2 separate regions of the Homo sapiens genome follow, and region 2 is linked to region 1. Evidence: chromatin loops called from intact Hi-C (ENCODE). Cell type or tissue: IMR-90. All regions are shown on one strand. Each heading gives the region's core, and the rest is flanking DNA. Links, peaks and the distances in the headings are about the cores only.

Evidence for each region. Peaks named below come from ENCODE experiments on the same cell type or tissue, not always from the same donor. Only the 100,000 strongest peaks of a DNase experiment are listed, where the experiment ranks them.
Region 2: a loop joins it to region 1, with 15 times the contacts of the local background. A loop is called at or near these places in 79 of 110 quality-filtered maps.

What each region holds. Positions count from the first base shown.
Region 1 is chr15:45,394,942-45,404,822 of GRCh38, reverse strand. It overlaps AFG2B (AAA ATPase AFG2B), which reads right to left and starts at 2,487. Exons shown (of 8, transcript NM_024063.3): 1 at 1,305-2,487. The coding sequence starts at 2,393. It also overlaps a transcript of GATM not described here. RefSeq lists silencers at 1,655-1,804, 2,195-2,274 and enhancers at 2,355-2,514, 2,905-2,974, 2,985-3,034. In IMR-90, for the core only: a CTCF peak has its summit at 5,011 (motif pointing right); DNase peaks (open chromatin) are centred at 1,112, 2,522 and 5,012; H3K4me3 peaks cover 2,414 bases; H3K27ac peaks cover 1,332 bases; H3K27me3 peaks cover 693 bases.
Region 2 is chr15:45,159,375-45,167,791 of GRCh38, reverse strand. DUOX1 (dual oxidase 1) reads right to left here. Exons shown (of 34, transcript NM_175940.3): 29 at 6,802-6,955; 30 at 5,822-6,054; 31 at 5,415-5,573; 32 at 4,105-4,260; 33 at 3,874-4,002; 34 at 2,218-3,013. The coding sequence ends at 2,891. It overlaps SHF (Src homology 2 domain containing F), which reads left to right. Exons shown (of 7, transcript NM_001394037.1): 7 at 1-578. Among named protein-coding and RNA genes, the nearest start is that of SHF, 24 kb to the left of the region's middle. RefSeq lists enhancers at 1-79, 71-160 and a silencer at 361-1,160. In IMR-90, for the core only: CTCF peaks have their summits at 841 and 4,570 (motif pointing left); DNase peaks (open chromatin) are centred at 781 and 4,561; H3K4me3 peaks cover 902 bases; H3K27ac peaks cover 1,004 bases.

The sequences.
Region 1 (9,881 bases), core at 857-8,856:
TTTTTTTTTTTTTTTGAGACACAGTTTCACTCTGCTGCCCAGTCTGGAGTGCAGCGGGCACCATCTCAGCTCACTGCAACCTCCACCTCCTGGTTCAAGTGATTCTGGTGCCTCAGCCTCCAGAGTAGCTAGAACTACAGGCATGTGCCACCATGCCCGGCTTATTTTTTGTATTTTTAGCAGAGACGGGGTTTCACCATCTTGGCCAGGCTGGTCTCGAACTCCTGACCTCAGGTGATCCACCCACCTCAGCCTCCCAAAGTATTGAGATTGCAGGCGTGAGCCACCGCGCCCGGCCAAAATAATAATATGTTTTTTATCCTGACAAACATGTACGACAATTTAGTGAACCACTTTGGAACTAGTACCGTGCACTTTACGTATACTTTAGATTCTGAATATACGAAAATCCTAATATTCCAGAGGAGTAACACTGGCTAGAAAGTTGCACAATGAAAATTCTATGTCATTTAACAAGTTTTTGTTATTTTTAAGAACACACAAAGTTCTAGAAGCCAGGTATAGATAGCTAGGTCCCTGCCCTTAAGGACACAGGTACTAGATAGTGCAAGGAAGAAATCCACTCAAGTCCTGAACTAACTGAGCTAAAAGTGTGTAATTATCATTTCTCTTTTGAATCCTATCACAAAATAGAAATATCAGTCACTAAATTTCAAACTGTTCTTTAGAATTCAAGTCAATTTAGGACCAAAGCTTAAAATAGGACAGCTCTGAATATTCAACCTCCCTGACAACTCAGGGAGCAGTTGTGGGTACCTCCTCAATTGTGGAATAGGATGCTGGTGTTATGACAAGGAATGAATAAATCCAGAAGAGTTAATGCCTGCTTCCATTTAGTTCTTCCCCACCTTCTCCCTTTTTATTTCAACACACTTACTTCTTGAGGCTATCCTTCTTTAAATTCTCATTCCAAAAAATGAGTTTAACACGCTTGTAGGTGACCAAAATTCTCTTAAGAATTAACATTACTGATTATAGGACCTGCACAACAAAATTAATCTGTAATGGACACCTCGCTTCCCAAAACAATTAGACTCTGGGGAAACAGGTCCTGACTCTCAGATCCTGACTCACAGGTCCTGACAATTTGACTCTGGGGAAATACAGGTCCTGACTCACAGATCATATATCGGCAGAGAACGTGTTCTCTGCATTGCAAAGAGCCCCAACTCCAACCTCACCGATGCTCAAACCTAAGAGGCAAACGCCTCCGGGGCAGCCAAATGGCGCCAGAAGCGGCCGAGGTTCCACCGACAGTGGGCAAACCCGCCAAGCCCATTCACCTCTCGGTCAAATCTCCCGGGCCTACGCAGCGCTGGGTCTAGAGCGTCCGGCCGGTTAGTGGCTCCCACAACCACGACCTCGCGGTCCCCACTGGCGCCGTCCAGCAGCGTCAACACCTGGGCCACTACGCGGCTCTCGGGTGCTCGACTGCCCCGCTGGGGACACAAGGCGTCCATCTCGTCCAGGAAGAGGAGGCTGGGTCCGCGGCTGGCCAGTTCCCGGGCGCGCTGGAAGACCCGCCGCACGTTCTCCTCGGTCTCCCCAGGCCGGGAACCCTGCAGCGCCGGGGCGCTGACTGCCAGCAGCTCCGCGCCCGCCTCGCGCGCCACGGCCCGCACCAGCTGGGTCTTGCCCACTCCGGGGGGCCCCGCCAGGAGCACCCCGCGAGGCACCGCTAAGCCCAGCGCGGTCAGGGCGCGCGGGTAGCGGAGCGGGAGGCGGAGGAGCTCCCGCAGCGAGTCGGCCGCCTCCGAAAGACCTCCCAGGGGCACCTCGGGCTGCGGCTGGGCTTCCGACGGAGGCTCCCCGCCAAGGCTGACGCGGGTACGAGGGGTGACCAGCCCAGCGGGATCGGGACTGGGCGTCCCGCCGACGATGTGCAAGGCAGCCACCAGGCCAGGAGCGCCTGGCGGAGCGACCACCACGTGGCCCAGGGAGATCGGTCGGTTTCTCAGCAGCTCCTGTGCCGCCTCCAGCACCGCGGCTGTATTCCGGGCACCGGGCGCGCCTGCCCGCTCTCGCAACACCGGCCACACGGCGACGCGCCGCAGGGGCGGACAGGGCACTAGGAGGAGGCGATTCAGGCTGAGACTCCTCCGGGATCTCGACGCCCCGACCGCCGCCCCGGGGCTCGCGCACAGCGGGTCCAGCTGCACAAAGCCGTCCGCTCCGTCCCGCCGAGGCCAGGCAGTGCAGAGGCAGGAGCCGCCGTCGGGTAGCGAGATCTTCACTGCCGAGCCCAAGCGCGCGCCCAGGGCGTGGAGGGCGGCCGGGCCCAGGCGGCAGCGCTGGGTGCCCCGGTCTCTAGCGTCTAAGGGTAGCAGCTTTAAGAGCGGCCCTTCAGGGAAGGGATCCGAGTCCGGAGCCATCGCACACAGATGAACCAGGCAGACGAAACCAGATTAGGAAACCCACCCGGCCCACAAAAAGCGGAACACCGAGCTCGCAGGCCGGAAGCAGATTGCGCGCATGCGCTAGGGCAGACTGCGTTGCTAGCAGCTGAGTGAAGGCCGAAAGGGCCAATGGAAACGTTAGACGACGCTCGGGCCTCTGGGTAGAGCGTTGGTGTCCGCTTTCGTGAAATCGAGTTGCCTAACCCAGAGCTTTCCCGAGATGGTCTTCGTTACAGGTGTCTGGGAGGCGGCTTAAGCTCACTTCACTAGGTCATTAAGCATGTACTTTGGTGGTTACATATATCTTGGAAGTCACCGGCTTTACATTCTGTTTTCCTGGCCTTCGAACTGGAGCATCAGTACTACCGCCGTTGGAATAGCAACCTAGAGACTTTGCTATTTTGTGAAGAAACTCTAACTATCCGCATGGGCACAGAATTTTGGGTGCTCTGGTGCAAATGTCTCAGGTGACTTGGCGTAACTGAGAATACAGCCTTGGGACCTTCGGTAATCGGGGTTCCAATCTGGGAGGTCCAGGCACAACCCTTCCTATGGGAAAGTACCAGCATAGTGGGAGGGAAGCACACGGTAGCGCTTAAAATCCCTTGTAGAGAGGAAAGAAGGAAAACTAGGCTACCTGATGGATTTGTAGCACACCAACAGTACATTTGTTCTGATTTCTGATATTCTTTTGAATATTCTTTGGCAACAAGTTAATCACTAAAGTTCATGCGATCAATGCTTACTGTCTAATTGGGGCACAACAGTACTAAGTCCTGTATTAGAGGCGATACCTATCTACGTTATTAAGACAACTGCCTGCTATTTTTTTTTTCCAGCTGCTTTCTGCCTTTCCCTTTCGCACAGGGAATTCCTTTTTATCAGCTGGAATACATTTTCTATCCCTCTTAATTGCCGTTAAAAAAGAACTACAGATACTCAAAGACAAGAAGATATACCTTGTTTTTATTTGACTTACATCTTCCTACCTCTATTTTCCCCACTTTCACTGCAACCCAAATTTGTGAGTTGACAAAACTGATATTTTAGAGTGCTTAAGTTGCTGGGAAGTTTTTTTTTTCTATCTATGCAAATAATCAATTACAGACTGTGTAGTAATATCTTATCAATGGGAAGTACTGTCAGATCTGGGATCTTAAGACCCATGCCAGTTCCTGATCTCATTCTGTCCAAACTTCATGGCAGACATGACAGACTTCTTGACTTGACAGTAACTTACCTGGTCTCAGCTGTACTTGTCTGCTTAAATCGATTCTGGAACAATTTAGGAATCAGAAAATAGCAGGAGGAGGTCTTGAAATGGATAAGTCACCCATTACTTCCTGTTTTCTTTTTTCCTCTTAATCCCATTGGCTTCAGTTCTTTTTGGTTTGGGGACTTTTAAATAACAGCTTTGCATTTTTTGAAATAAAAAAAAAGCCATCGTTTTTACCGACCCCTAAAGGTGTGAATTACATGCCTATCAAGTTATTTTATCAGAAGCCTGTACCTCATCGAGTTCCTTCTATTCAGCTCCAAGAAGCTTTAAGGATCTGGGAGAGGGAAAGAAGACTTACTGAGGACAGGATAACTGTCTTAAATATGTAAAGGGATCTCATGTAAAAGAGTTAGTAGATTTACTTATATTTACAGTGCAGAAATGGCCAAGAAGTAAAGGTTTAATGGAGTGGAATAACCAAAGCCAAAACAGGGAGCCAATAAAGTTAAATCGGCCTCAAAATTTTCTGAATTGGTTTAAAACAGAGGCACAAACTATGCTATTAGGAATATGATGAGAAGGAAACTACATGTTGCTTTTGGTTGGTCTAAGAGGTTGATTTTATACAAGGTCAAACAAGAACCCTCTGACCTTATAGAATCCATATGCACAGGAAATATTATTTCACTTCACTCTTTCTCTAAAAGATCCAGTCTTTACCATAGGTTGCAAACAAAAGCAACAAGGAATTCTGTTACTGGGCCTTCAGCTCTTATCCACTCACTCTGAGCAAAACTATAAATGTCTTTCCCAATCATCCAGTAAAATCCATTCTGTCCCTTTAGGTCTAACCATTTGCAACACTATGATTTCAGCCATCTGAACATCCATATTTATCATGCCATTCAATGACATAATCTCCTTGTGATAAACCATTCTTTTTATTTTTAAAATTTTATTTATTTTTTAGACAGTCTTGCTCTGTCACCCAGTCTTGAGTGCAATGGCAGGATCTCAGCTCACTGCAACATCTGTTTCCCAAGTTCAAGCAATTCTCCTGCCTCAGGCTCCCAAGTAGCTGGGATTACAGGTGCCTACCACCACGCCTGGCTAACTTTTGGATTTTTAGTAGAGATAGGGTTTTACCCTGTTGGCCAGGCTGGTCTCGAACTCCAGGCCTCAAGTGATCCACCTGCCTCAGCCTCCCAAAGTGCTGAGATTACAGGCATGAGCCACTGCACCTGGCCTCCTTGTGGTAAACCATTCTAATGGGAGTTGTGTGGCTCTTTTGCTTAGTTGTTTTTAATCTGACCAGAAATTTGTTAATTCTATGAATTGAAGAACATCAATTAAAGCACTAGAATTGAACCACTAGAGGGAGTCCAGAACCAACTAAGCCTGAAGGCTACAGGATTGTTAGGACGTTGGTGTTCTCAACTGTGGTTTCCACTCAATTTTCCCAGGATTCACACCTAGGTGTATGAAGCCATCTGTTGTCTCTATATATTATCTGGCTTAGTCTGTTCAGGCTGCTGTAACAAAATACTACGAACGAGGTAGCTTATAAATGACAGCAATTTATTTTTTACAGTTCTGGAGGCTGGGAAGTCAAAGACAAGGCACTGGCAGATTCCATGACTGGTAAGGGCCCCCTGTCTAGAGACAGCTCATTGTACCTGCACATGGTGGAAGGGACTAGCTAGCTCCCTCATGTTTCTTTTATAAGCACACTAATCCCATTCATGAGGGCTCCACTCTCGTGACCTAATCACCTCCCAAAAGGCCCTGACTCCTACTACCATCATCTCAAGGGTTAAAATTTCAACAAATGAATTTTGTGGAGGACACAAACACTGAGACCCTAGCAGTAACTGACTTATTTTCACATAATTTTTCACAAGCCTCAAGCTGTGTAAAACTCAGTTTCTAAGTTAAAATTTAATTTTTGTGTTAAGTATAAAAATGAGACTGTTCCTAAATCCAAAATTTAGTGGTAGGTCAAAATCCAAACCGATGGAATTCATCTTGCTATAGCCTAGAAACATTTCTAGCTTTAAATTGTTTCAAATAGCTTTGCCAAACAAAATCTTTTGTGAGATTTTCCCGAAAAGGTACATGTGACAAATGGTTTCTCTTTATGTCCTTTGTTACATTCAAGGTTACAATCTGTCTAATTTTTAATTAACTATAAAAATTCTTAATTAACTGTAAGTCTATAATTCAAAAGAAATAATTGGAATCTGTTTCTTTAGGATAATGATCATGCAATATTTTTGTCCCTTCAGCATATTATATATGTATATAAAAATATATTCCTGTATATGAAAAAAATCTAAAGAAAATGGTTAAACCAGTAGCATGAGTCATCTGTAGATTAAATAATGTTAATCTTTCCAGCATTTCCATTTTTGTGTTATGTTCAACCCTAATATATTTGAACATTAGCAATGACTATGAGTTGTAATAGATGAATAGAGATTTGTTTAGCCACCCTTGAAAAAGCATGATTTGCAAACACTTTCATCTCAACATGCTCATGTAGATGTAGTAAGTGACTTATTTCCACGGATAGCTAATATGCCGAACCTGTGTTCATAAAGTATGTAATGAAAATCCCCCTAAATGGGACATTGTTAAAATTGTTCTTTAGAATCTTCCATCTTTACTTTTTATCTTGTATCCAGGTTAGAATTAGTCTTTAGAGTAATTCTAGATATAGAATAAGTTATAGAATCAGAAGAAGGAGGATGAAAATATTTGCTGGATTTCAAATGACCTGCAGACTACAGTTCATAGAACATCATTCTGAAAGTCTGTTCTTGCACATTTTCAGGAAATTGCTTGATTCATCATTTTTTAGAAGTTAATGTTAAGGTAATTTTTCCCTATGATGTTGGTTCACACTTTTCAACAAACATAATAATTATATATTTATTAAAACAAATATTTATTGAACATCTACTTCTTGCTAGTTACTATACCAGAGGCTGAGTATTTGGTGGCAAACAACAACAATAAAAACACTGTAATCCTTGCCTTCATGAAGCTTATAGTCTACTGGGAAGTCAAACATTGAAGAAGTAAACAAGTGAATAAATCTGATAATTAAAGGTGATGAAAATTGCTTTGAAAGAAATAAACGGAAAAGGGCTACTTTAAACAGGTATTAAGGATAGGAAAAACAAAACAAATTGTTTTTCCTACTCTCATACACCACTCAGCCACTCAACACAGCACTTCTGACACCAGGTGTTGGTTGGGGAGTTCCCCACATATCAAGCAAATTCTCCCACAGATACCACCTGGGTGTCCTCTAATTCAATTCAATGCTGAGACTATCTACCTGGAGATAGCATCAGACTCCACAGGTTCAGGGCCCAGTCCCTCAAGACTGCCCCCCACCTTCAGATGCCAATCACAAGTTCCAGATTGTGACTTGTGCTTCTGACCAGGGACGGTCTGTAAATTGGGCTTCCCATGACCCCCTTCTTAGGTTCTATTAATTTACTAGGATGGCTCATGGAACTCAGGAAAACACATTACTTACATTTACTGGCTTATTAATAAAGGATGTAATAAGGATACAGATGAACAGCCAGGGGATACAAAGGGTGAGATCTGGAAGGGTCCTGAGTACAGGAGCTTCTGTCCCCATGGAGTTGGTATGTACCACATTCCAGGCACATGGATGTGTGTTTGCCAACCTGGAAGCTCTCTGAACCCCATAGTTAAGGGATTTTTATGGGGCCTTCATCACGTAGGCATGATCAATTATTAACTCAATTTCCAGCCTCCGTCCCTCTCTGGAGAATGGAGGTAGGGGCTGAAAGCTCCAAGTTTATGATCATGGTTGGGCTTTCCGGTGACCAGCCCTCATCTAGGAGCCGGGCAAGAATTGCCTTGGTAGAACAAAAGACTGCTCCTATCACTCAGGAAAGTCCACGGGATTTAAGAGCTCCATGTCAGGAACGAGAGTGAAGACCAAACATTAGAACCAAAGATTCTCCTAGCACCCCTGTAACTCAGGAAATTACAAGGGTGTTGGGAGCTCTAGGCCAGAGACTAGAGGCAGAGACCATATATATATTTCTTACTTCACAACAGGAAAGGAGAGAAGGTCTCTGAGGAAGTGACATTCCAGCTGAGACGTGAAGGATAAGTAGAAACCAAGCAGAAGAATTGGAAGAGGAAAGGGAAGAGGGAAAAGCCTGTGCCAATGCCCTGAGATTGGAATATGCTTTTTGTGTTTAAGAAATTAACAGAAGGTCAGTATTATCTTTACCATACTTATGGCTTTTTTTTTTTTTTTTTTTTTTTGAGACGGAGTCTCACCCTGTTGCCCAGGCTGGAGTGCAGTGGCGTGATCTCAGCTCACTACAACCTCTGCCTCCTGGGTTCAAGTGATTCTCCTGCCTCAGCCTCCCGAGTAGCTGGGATTACAGGCACAATGCTGCCACGCCCGGCTAATTTTTGTATTTTTAGTAGGAACGGGGTTTCTCCATGTTGGCCAGGATGGTCTCGATCTCCTGACCTCATGACCCGCCCACCTCAGCTTCCCAAAGTATTGGGATTACAGGTGTGAGCCACTGTGCCCAGCCCAAATACTGTATCTTAAGACTGACTATACCATACCTTTGGAAACTGTGTGCTGCCAGCTTATCTAAACATTCATCTACTCTTTTCTATTTCTACCATCAATAGGAATTTTTGTTACTTTTATTGGATCATTGCGAAAATGTCCTAATTAAACACCATCCCTCCAATCTCTCCCTAAATTGTAACTATATTAAACCAGCCAAGAAAAATCTCTTATACTTTGACTGGTTTGAGGACTATATCTGAGTTATATTAAATCTGACAATTTAGTTTATCTAAATGAATTATAGAGCTTTCAAACTTGTCTAAGCATTGACCCAGTATTGTGTAAGATCAGATCTTGGGGACTGAGCCAGAGAGAAGACCAGGCTCCAGGAACAAGGAAGATACTGTCCAGAAATGGTTTATTCATAGCAACTTCAAGGCAAGTTTATCAACTTTCCTCGATCGCTTTCCCTCCTCCAAGATAAGTATTCCTGCTCTGAGTTTCCTTGATACCCTGTGCGTACCTCTTAGAGCAGTTATCGTATTATGTTTTAGTTGTGGTATCCTTGTCTTTCTAAACCCTTTAAGGACAGAAAATGAGTCTTGCTCTTCTCCAGGTGCTCTGTACTTACCACAGTACCTAAAGGATTTAAGTGTAAAATCAAGATATGTTGAATGAATGAATGAGTAGCAGCAAGGCTGGATTGGTAAAATGGGACTTAGTCGTGGAAAGCTTGAATGCCATTTTTTTTTTATTCATTCTGTACCAGGAAATGTGCGGTAAATGGGAGGGAATGACATCCAGAGCACTATAGTACAATGGTGGACAGGGCAGAGTTAATGGTATTCTCTCCTCCAAGTAAATGCTTTACTCCAGGACATTCATTTATAAATCCTTAATGCAAATTTAACTTCCCTCCAGGAAGATGTATTTCACATCTTTAGTTCAAATTGTTCTTGTCTTAATCTGAGGTCCTGTAGCACTGTCCATACATTTATGCATCTAGTTGCATTCTGTTTGCATTGCTAGACAATTGTTTAAAGTGACTTTGTATTATTTTTCCAGTGAGATCTTTAAGTGATTTGGGAATTTGTACCTCTTTTTTCTAATCTTTTATAATTTTTGTTCCCCATCCCAGCGTTGAGCAAAATGCTAGGTGTTTAATAGTTAAATCTGTCTGTTTCCTCAAATACTAGAAATCCACTTAGTTTTTATTTGAATCTAGGAGAATGAGCTTGAAAAATCTAAAAAAAATTGGTTTGGGTTTTATACCTAAGGTATATTAGAGTTGAGAATTTTAGCCTGCTATAATAACTCTTAGATCTTTAGAACACTCAGACTTGTCTAGTAGTTGACCTAATATTAAATATGACCTGGTCTTGGGGACTGAGCCAGAAACAAGGCCAGCCTACAGATAGGATAGAGATTGTCTGCAAATGGCTTATTCATATTAATTCTCAGGTATCCATTTCATCAAAGTTTCCTCTAGTGCTTTGCTACACCCCATCCAAAAAATGGGATGAAGTCTTGATTTCTTCTTTCTAAGACACTAAAATCAGACAGAGGAGACAGAAATATCTGTTTGCTGCACCATTATTTCTCACTGATGGACAAGATCTTGCCAAAACAATGCAAGCCCTGAGAGACAGGGGAGAGAGAGATC
Region 2 (8,417 bases), core at 418-8,417, 240 kb after region 1:
AGGGCTCCTGGGGCCTTGGAGTAAGGGGTTGTCTGGAGCTGGGGAAAGAGGAATCCCTGGAGAGAAAGGATAGCCCCTGGAGGAAGGGGGTTCCAGAGCTACTGGGATGGTAGGGAGTTTCAGACTGGCAGCTCCGGCTCCTTTCCGACCTTAGGGCAGAGGTGGTGACCTCCACCACCACCACCCTCTCCCCACTGGGTCCGTGCGAGGTAGTGCAGAATTCGGCCCCTTGGGGCGCCTTACCACCTCTCTGCCTCCGTCCCCGACTTCCACCCCAGACCGTCGGAGGGCTCCGCCCAGAGTCTGGTAAGAGGTTTGGGGAAGACAGGCCCCTGGGAAGCAGCCGGCTTTGGGGGGTGGGGAGAGAAGGGGAGGGGCTCGGGCAGAGGGAACTGTGCAGTCCCCAGGCCGCCCCGGCTCCGGGCCAGAGGCAATAAATAAACCCGATCCTGCCGGGCACAGCCGCGCCCGCGCCTCCGGCGCCGTCCCCGGGCTGACGGGGGAGGGAGCGGAGAAGCGAGCGCAGATTCTGCGTATAAATCAGCTCTGGAGCAGACACAGCCCGGCTGTGAAAAGCACTTTCGAAGCATCAAGTTCCTTTCTTTGACGAGATGTCAAAACATCCCCGCCGCCCCCGCCCCGGCTGGGGGCACCCGAGGCCCGCTGGCCGCGCGGCGCCCCCTCCCCGCGGCGCGCGGCTTCCCCCGAGCGCGTCCAATTTCCTGCCAACAGCCATTTGTCTGGGAGGAGGGGAGGCGCGGAGAGACAAAGAGGCAGCGCGCCAGGCCGGGGAGCGGGGCGGCCTGCCACGCGGAAGCCGCGCGCCGGCGGAGGCGGGAAGGCTGGCGGGACGGGCCGCGGGGGCCGCGCTTGTCTCCTTGGCCGAGGAACTGAGGGCCTGCAGCGCCTCCCTCGCGCCCTAACGGAAGGGTTTGTCCCGGGCAGACCCTCGGGCGTGGCCGGCCTGCGAGCCCCTAACCACCGGCCCGCGGCCTAGGCCGCACCCCGACCGGCGCCCACCGCTGGAACCCGCCCAGGCCTCTGGGCGGGCCCGGGGAGGCCCACTGGGTCGCCAGGCGGAGCGGCTCTCAGGCTGCCCCAGGCCCGCCCCACCCCGCGGGCAGGCTGGTCAGGACCCCTCGACATGCTGGACAGGCACCTTCGGGGGACCGCTGAGCCAAAGGGCCGTCTGAGGGCCTCTTCCAGAACCTAAACGTGCAACCTCCAAAGTGTGCTGTGAATCACAGTACTTGAGAGTTTCTAAACCAGTGGCTATTTTCTCGAAATTGAGGATATGTGGTATGCAGGCGTTTTGTGGAAGCAATAGGAAGGATCACTTAAAATTGGGCACTCTCTTGCCGGGCGCGGTGGCTCACGCCTGTAATCCCAGCACTTTGGGAGGCCGAGGCGGGCAGATCACCTCAGGTCGGGAGTTCGAGACCAGCCTAACCAACATGGAGAAATACCGTCTCTACTAAAAATACAAAATTAGCCGGGCGTGGTGGTGCGTGCCTGTAATCCCAGCTACTCGGGAGGCTGAGGCAGGAGAAATCGCTTGAACCCGGGAGACAGGTTGCGGTGAGCCAAGATCGTGCCATTGCACTCCAGCGTAGGCAACAAGAGCGAAACTCTGTCTCAAAAAAAAAAAGGGGCGCACTCAGAGAAATTCCCTCAGAGGGTTGTCCTGTCTTTAAGTCGACTTGGAGAGCATCCAGCCATTTTGCAGATGAGAAAACAGGCCCAGAGAGGTTGGGTGATGTGTTCATTTGTCTCCTGCTATCATCTCACTGCCTGGAAGAGCCATGTAGGCACAGGTGCCCAACTCTCCCTTTGCTCAGAGAAGGGCTGGGAGTGACTGAGGTCCTGGTAACAAGCCAGGCGGCTCTGGCTCCCTATAGACTCCAGCTGAGTCTGCCCCCGACCCCGTTCTCTTCCCCAGCCAACCTCCTCCAGAAGCTTCCACACCCTCTGTTTCTGCCCCTCCTGAGCAGGCTCACCAGGCCTCACACTAGTGGCTGACAGGCCCTCTGTCAGGAAGGGCACCCCTGGGCCGGGGAAGGGATTGCTAGCTGGGGCACTTTGCCTTGGGCCAGCTCCTTTACTCAGGACACTGGGCAGCTTGAGAGATGTCTGGGCCAGCCTGGTGAGCTGGCTGGGTTAGTGGCTTCCTCTCCCCATGCCCCTTCCGGTCCTAGGGCAGAATAAAGAAACCCTGAAGGCAGAAAAGTGATTTATTTGGAAGGGAGACTACTGGAGCAGGGAGAAGAGGGCTGAGGAGCATTGCATACATAGGTATTGGGCCAGGGTCTGATGAAAGAACGTGCTTAAAACCTTGGGTGAAATTAGTTGTGGTGTTAGACTGGGGTGCCGAGTGGGTTTCTGTAAATGGCTTGCCATGGGTCCAGCCTCTACCTCCTGCAAGGCATTTGCCAGCCCGTCTGACAGTGGGGAGCCCAGAAGAGGAGGAGGTATGGGAGTAGGGAGGGTTCTAAGATGCCAGCATCCATGCTCCCACTGCATCCTTACACTCACCGCCCCAACACACATACAGACATGCACACACATAGTACTTGTCAGGTCAGCTTGTCTTCTGAGATTTGTTTCTGAAGTCTGGAAGCAGAGGTTTCACTTTGCCCCAAATCAGTAGCTCCCCTACTTCTCACTCTAGTCCCTAGACACTGCCCCCCCACCATTTCTCCAGGCTGAGACACATCCTGGTCCTGGGGGTCCCTGAGCCCACACATGGTGACTGACTATGGCCACCTGGAACAAGGTTGGGAGGTGGGAAATCAGAGAAGGCTGAGGCAGCCAGAAATAGGAAGAACAGAGGTGAGGTGTGGGCTCAAACCTCTGCTCAACTGGGCAGTGGGCAGAACCCCCGGGCAGGGGCCTAGAAGTTCTCATAATGGTGGGAGAAGTGAGTCCGGTCCTGCCTGTTGATGAGCTGACAGGCCTTTTCCACATTCTTGGTCATGCCAGGGGGGCCACAGCTAAACACCCCGATCTTCCGGACCTGTTGCAGGAGGAATAAGTGGAGGCTAACTCTTTGCTCAGAGGCAGGGATAACGCAGTGTTCAGAGGAAGGGGTAGCTCCCTAGTTCAAGACCAGCCTGGGCAACATAGCAACATCCCTGACTCTAATTTTTTTATTTTTAATTAGCCAGGCATAGTGGTGCACTCCTGTAGTCCCAGCTACTTGGGAGGCTGAGGCAGGAGGATTGCTTGTGCCCAGGAGTTGGAGGTTACAGTAAACTGGTATTGCATCACTGCATTACAGCCTGGGCAACAGAGCAATACCCTTTCTTTAAATTAAAAAAAAAAAAAAAGCCAGCAGTGCTCCTGATGGTTTGCTTTGTACTATGCATGGTGAGGGCTGGCTCAGTGTTTATAGGTCTAGTGGAATTTTGCTAAGTGCTAGATCAACATTTCTAATAGAGGTTGGGTTAATCAGTGTTCAAGTTGAAGAACAGCTCAGGGTCTCATGGAGGGCTAGACCAGTATTTGTGAGTAGTGACTAGCCCAGTGCTCATGGTAAAGGTTCCCTCAGTGTCCAGGGTGAGGACTGACTCAGTATTGGTGAGGGTAGTGGTGAGGGTAGCCCCGAGTTTTTGGCGAGGACTAGCTCAATGATTGAGCTCTTCCTTCTGGACAATACATCTTGGCTTCAGAGATGGCAAGTCCCTATTGCCTGCCTCCTCCTTTAGCACCTAAGGGTGACACCCACCTATCCTTTCCATTCCATTACCCCACCAATCTCCCAGGGGATGGGTTCTCATCAGCAGTCGATTTCTTCCTCGATGGGGAAGGTTTGGGAGCTTTGCTCAGACCCCAAATGATAAAGAGGAAGAGAACCTGGTTATGGGTTGGACTGACCTGGGGGTGGACCTCCTGCAGGGAGTTGAAGAAGGGCTCAAAGGGGGGACGGCCAAAGTGGGTGATGGAGCGCAGGCCTGTGAATAGACTCCGGTTCAGAACCTTCTGGAAGTGCCGCTCACAGATGTACTATGGTAGGGAAGGGTGGAACAAAGTTCAGCCAGGCACAGCTAGGGTCAATTCCTAGCTCAGACAGTGGCCCGCATACCCTCCTGGTGGGCCCTGACATACCAGCATAGTGGTCCTGAGGTCGAACTTCTCAGCCAGCTGGGTGATGTAGATGTGCACAGACACCAGGTCCTGGTGGTCATTCTCCTCCACCTCTCGGATGATGTCAGCCAGCCACTCAAACTGACGCTGGGTCCGCGTCACCCAGATGAAGTAGATCTGGGGACACAGGGCTGGAGTTCAGGACCCATCTCAGCTCAGTCTCCCTAAACCCCAGGGGTGTCCATACTGATAGAACTCTTCTGACCACAGCTAGCTTGTGCCCTTCCCTAGACAGCCTGGGGAGATGGAGTGTATGGGCCACGGGGCCAGGCTCTGAGGCCAGAGATGGAGTTGGCCCAGGGCATAGAGAGGTGGAAGTGAGAGACCCCAGGGCCATGGGAAAGATCCCTTGGTGATTGGGAGCTGATGGTCTGTGGGGTGGGAAGCAGCTTTCATGCTCAGCCTGTCCTACAGCTCCCTCCAGTGGTCCCTGGTCAGGCTGCCAGGCACCTAGTGGCTAAAGGGCATTTCACAGAGCAGCCTCAGGGAGACCCAGCAGCTGCCTGAGCAGATGGGAATGGGCTCAAAGAGATACCAGCGGGTGGAAGCTGCCCTGCGGGGAGCCCTCTGCAGCTTCCGAGGGAGGAAAGCGGGGCTGTATAGTTAAGAAGCAGAGGGCAGAGGACAGGAGGGGAGCTGTCACCCTCTGAATGCTGACAGCACATGGGCTGGGCCTCTGCCCACTGCATTCCAGCACCCCTGACTCACCTGCCAGGCCCAGAGAAACGAGCAGGGGCCTGCCACCAGGTCCAGGCTGGTGTGAAAGGACCCGTGTGAGGGCCTGAGGGTTTGAGCTGTGTTCCTGGGGCCAACCTGGCCCACCAGCCCTGCCTTGCCACCACTCCTCCTGTTCCTCTTGAGAGCTGAGCCAGTTTCACTTGTGCTCCACCCAACATGCCCTTCCCTCTCCCAGCCCAATAAGGCTCCAAGTGCTGGGCTCCTTTGTAAGAAGGAATGGGTTTCTTTACCCCCTCCAACCTTGCCTGGAGGAACTCCCAGAAGCAAATCCTATGTGGAGCACCCCTAACTGAGGGAAAGAGTCTTTGTAAACCAGGCAGGATTCTGGAGGCATCCGCAAACCAGTTCTGTCCTAAAGGGTCTAGGGATATCCTGATACCACCCCACTCACCACCCAACCCCAGGTTTCAAACCAACTTGCCCCTGCCCAGTTCAGGGAAGCCAAGAACAAAGGCAGAGGAGAAAGGCACAGATGGGTACCATGACAAGGAAGAAGGGGCCATGGGTTGGTGGGAAGTGGGGGCAGTACTCACCTTCTTACAGAACACTTGGCAGCTGACGGATGACTTGAAGACCAGGTCTTTGAGGATGGAGGCAAAAGGGGTGACCCCAATGCCCCCTCCCACTAACACTGACACCTCAAACTTATGCCACTCCTGGTGGCCCTCTCCAAATGGTCCATCAAGGTACAGCTGTAGGGAGGGGCGTGGGTTTCAGTTAAGCTTGGCCACCACCATAGATCGGAAGCCAGAAATGAGAGAAAAGGAAAGGTAGATACGTATATGGAGTGAGGGGAAGAGGAGGATTTGTGGCATTATCTGGAACAACCAGTCTCTAGATGCAGAGAGGGGAGGCACAGAGCGGGGAGTCTAGTGCTGCCGGGCCAAAGCCTTCAAAGGGGATATGGGCGCATGTGGCATGTCTGGCCAGGGTCTGGTACCTTTGGGTATCTGGCACATCTGTCACCCGTCGGGGCTGAGTAGATCTCCCTGAGGCGAGTGGTCCAGGGCCCTGCTGCCCGGATGTGCAGGCTAAGCGTGTCCTCATGGGGCGCAGAGGTCAGTGTGAAGGGGTGGTACTCGGTGGTCCCCAGAGCCAGGCAAGCGATCCGCACCCACTGCCCTGACTTGTACTCAAAGCCCTGGGGCCGCTGGAACCGCAGGTGGGTCACTCCTGGGGAGGGATGGTGGGTGAGAAGCTGCTGCCCTGAACCCAGCAACAATGTGGCCTCCAGAGAGCTCCCCACCCACAGCCTCAGCTCTGCTTCTGGAATATGACAAAGGAGGCCTCCCCCATCAGAAGCTCACCCTGTGGGGGCCCAGGCAGCACTGGGGCTGAGGGTCAGCCAGGCAAGGGGCAGCCTGGCCTGAGCTTCTCTGCTCTCTGCGATGAGAGAGGCTCAGGTCCCCTGGCAAACAGCCCTCCTTTCCTTTCCTTCCTTCCTTCCTCCCTCCCTCCCTCCCTCCTTCCTTTTTTTTTTTTTTTTTTTTTTTTTGACACAGTCTCACTCTGTTGCCAGGCTGGAGTGCAGTGGCACGATCTCAGCTCACTGCAACCTCTGCCTACCAGGTTCAACCGATTCTCCTGCCTCAGCCTCCTGAGTAGCTGGGACTACAGGTGCATGCCACCACACCCAGCTAATTTTTGTATTTTTTTTTTGTGGTAGAGACAGGGTTTCACCATGTTGGCCAGGATGGTCTCGATCTCTTGACCTCATGATCCACTTGCCTTGGCCTCCCAAAGTGCTGGGATTACAGGCGTGAGCCACTGCGCCTTGCCCCTACCAGCTCCTTTGTCCCTGCCACCCAAGGCACCTGCCAGCTCCACTGGGCCCGACCAGGAGACTGTGCGGTCTAGACTCTGCCTCTGCCCGGTCAGCTCCCTCAGTGTCACCAAGCTGATCTCCTGCCAGGCTGGTACCTGAGGGCAGCAGCTCCGCCTTCACCACGCTGATCTCCACCTTCTTCCGGCTCAGGCTCACCAGCTTGTCGCCCCCATAGATGATTGCTGGGACCAGGAAGAAGATGTGGAAACGGGGCAGCTGGATCAGGGCAAAGCTACCATGGATGATGAGCTAGATGGAGGAAAGAGCTCTGCTCAGACCTAGCGATGCCCATAGCAGAATACAGGGCCAGCTCAGGCCTTAGACCCTCCATACTTCCCCGCTGGTATATCCAGCCCCCACCTCACCACGTACCATGCTCCTTCTAGGTTGCAAAACCTCACCATTCCCAACTCCATCCTCCATAGCATTCCATGAGGAATTAGAGTATTTTCTAGATCCCTGACACCACCCTAGACCAAGTGATGTCACCTGTCACCTGGACTCATGCAGGAGCCTTCCAGTGGAAGTAGGTCTTCTACTGGTCTTGTCTCACTGTAATTCCTGTCTCTTCAAGGCAGCCAGTGTGACTTTTTAAAGTTCATTTTATCCTGTTCATCCCCAGCTTTAAAAGCTTTGGTGGCCTTCCCATTGCACTACAAGGCCTCACAAGTACTCTTGACTTCTGCCTGCCAGCCGTTCTCCCCTCCCTGTTCCTCAAACACGGCCAGTCCTTTCTGCTTAAGGATCTTTGCATCTCCTGCCTGGAATGCCCTTCTCCTGGTTCTTCCCATGGCTAGCTCCATCTCATTTTTCAGGTCTCAGTAGAAACACCACCTCCTCAGGCCTCCCCTCAGTCCTCTCTACCACATCTGCCTGTTAACTCTCTTAGTGCATGCGTTGTCATCCACAGTACTTTTGTTTTTTGGGGGTTGGGGGGACAGAGTCTCATTCTGTCACCCAGGCTGGAGTGCAATGGCATGATCTTAGCTCACTGCAACCTCCGCCTCCCAGGTTCAAGAGATTCTCCTGCCTCAGCCTCCCGAGTAGCTGGGATTACAGGCACCTGCCACCAAACCCAGATAATTTTTGTATTTTTAGTAGAGATGGGGTTTCACCATGTTGGCCAGGCTGGTCTCGAACTGACCTCGAATGATTTGCCCACCTCGGCCTCCCAAAGTGCTGAGATTACAGGTGTGAGCCACCGCGCGCGGCCAACAGTACTTTTGCTTCCTCATTCATTTACATGTTTACTGTCGTTTTCCCCACTGGACTGAAGGGGTAGGGACTGTTTGCCATTATAAGCTCCTAGCAGTTTCTGCCTGGCATATGATAGGCACACAGTAACTGTTGGGGAAAGGCGCTTCCCCAGTTTATCCTCTCCTTTTCCAGGCTAAGAATACCTAACTAGTCTCCCTTTTCCATGTAATAACTGACAAGTATCATCCAGCTCTGGTCCTTTCCCTAATAAGTTTGTCTAACATGGTCAGACACTACTTGGTCACATTCTTCCCACTTGCTTGCTCCTGAGTCTGGCTCAGTTTGACTTCTGCGTCCACCTCTCCTTAGGACCTTCCCACTGAGGGCCCAGCAGCCCCACAAATGGGTAAAATATATCTTTTCAGGCCATGTTGGCTCCTACTCTTAGAAGCCTGAGGCACTAGTGACCACCTCCTTCTCGCCACTTCTGCAACAATGCTCTACTGGTTCTCCC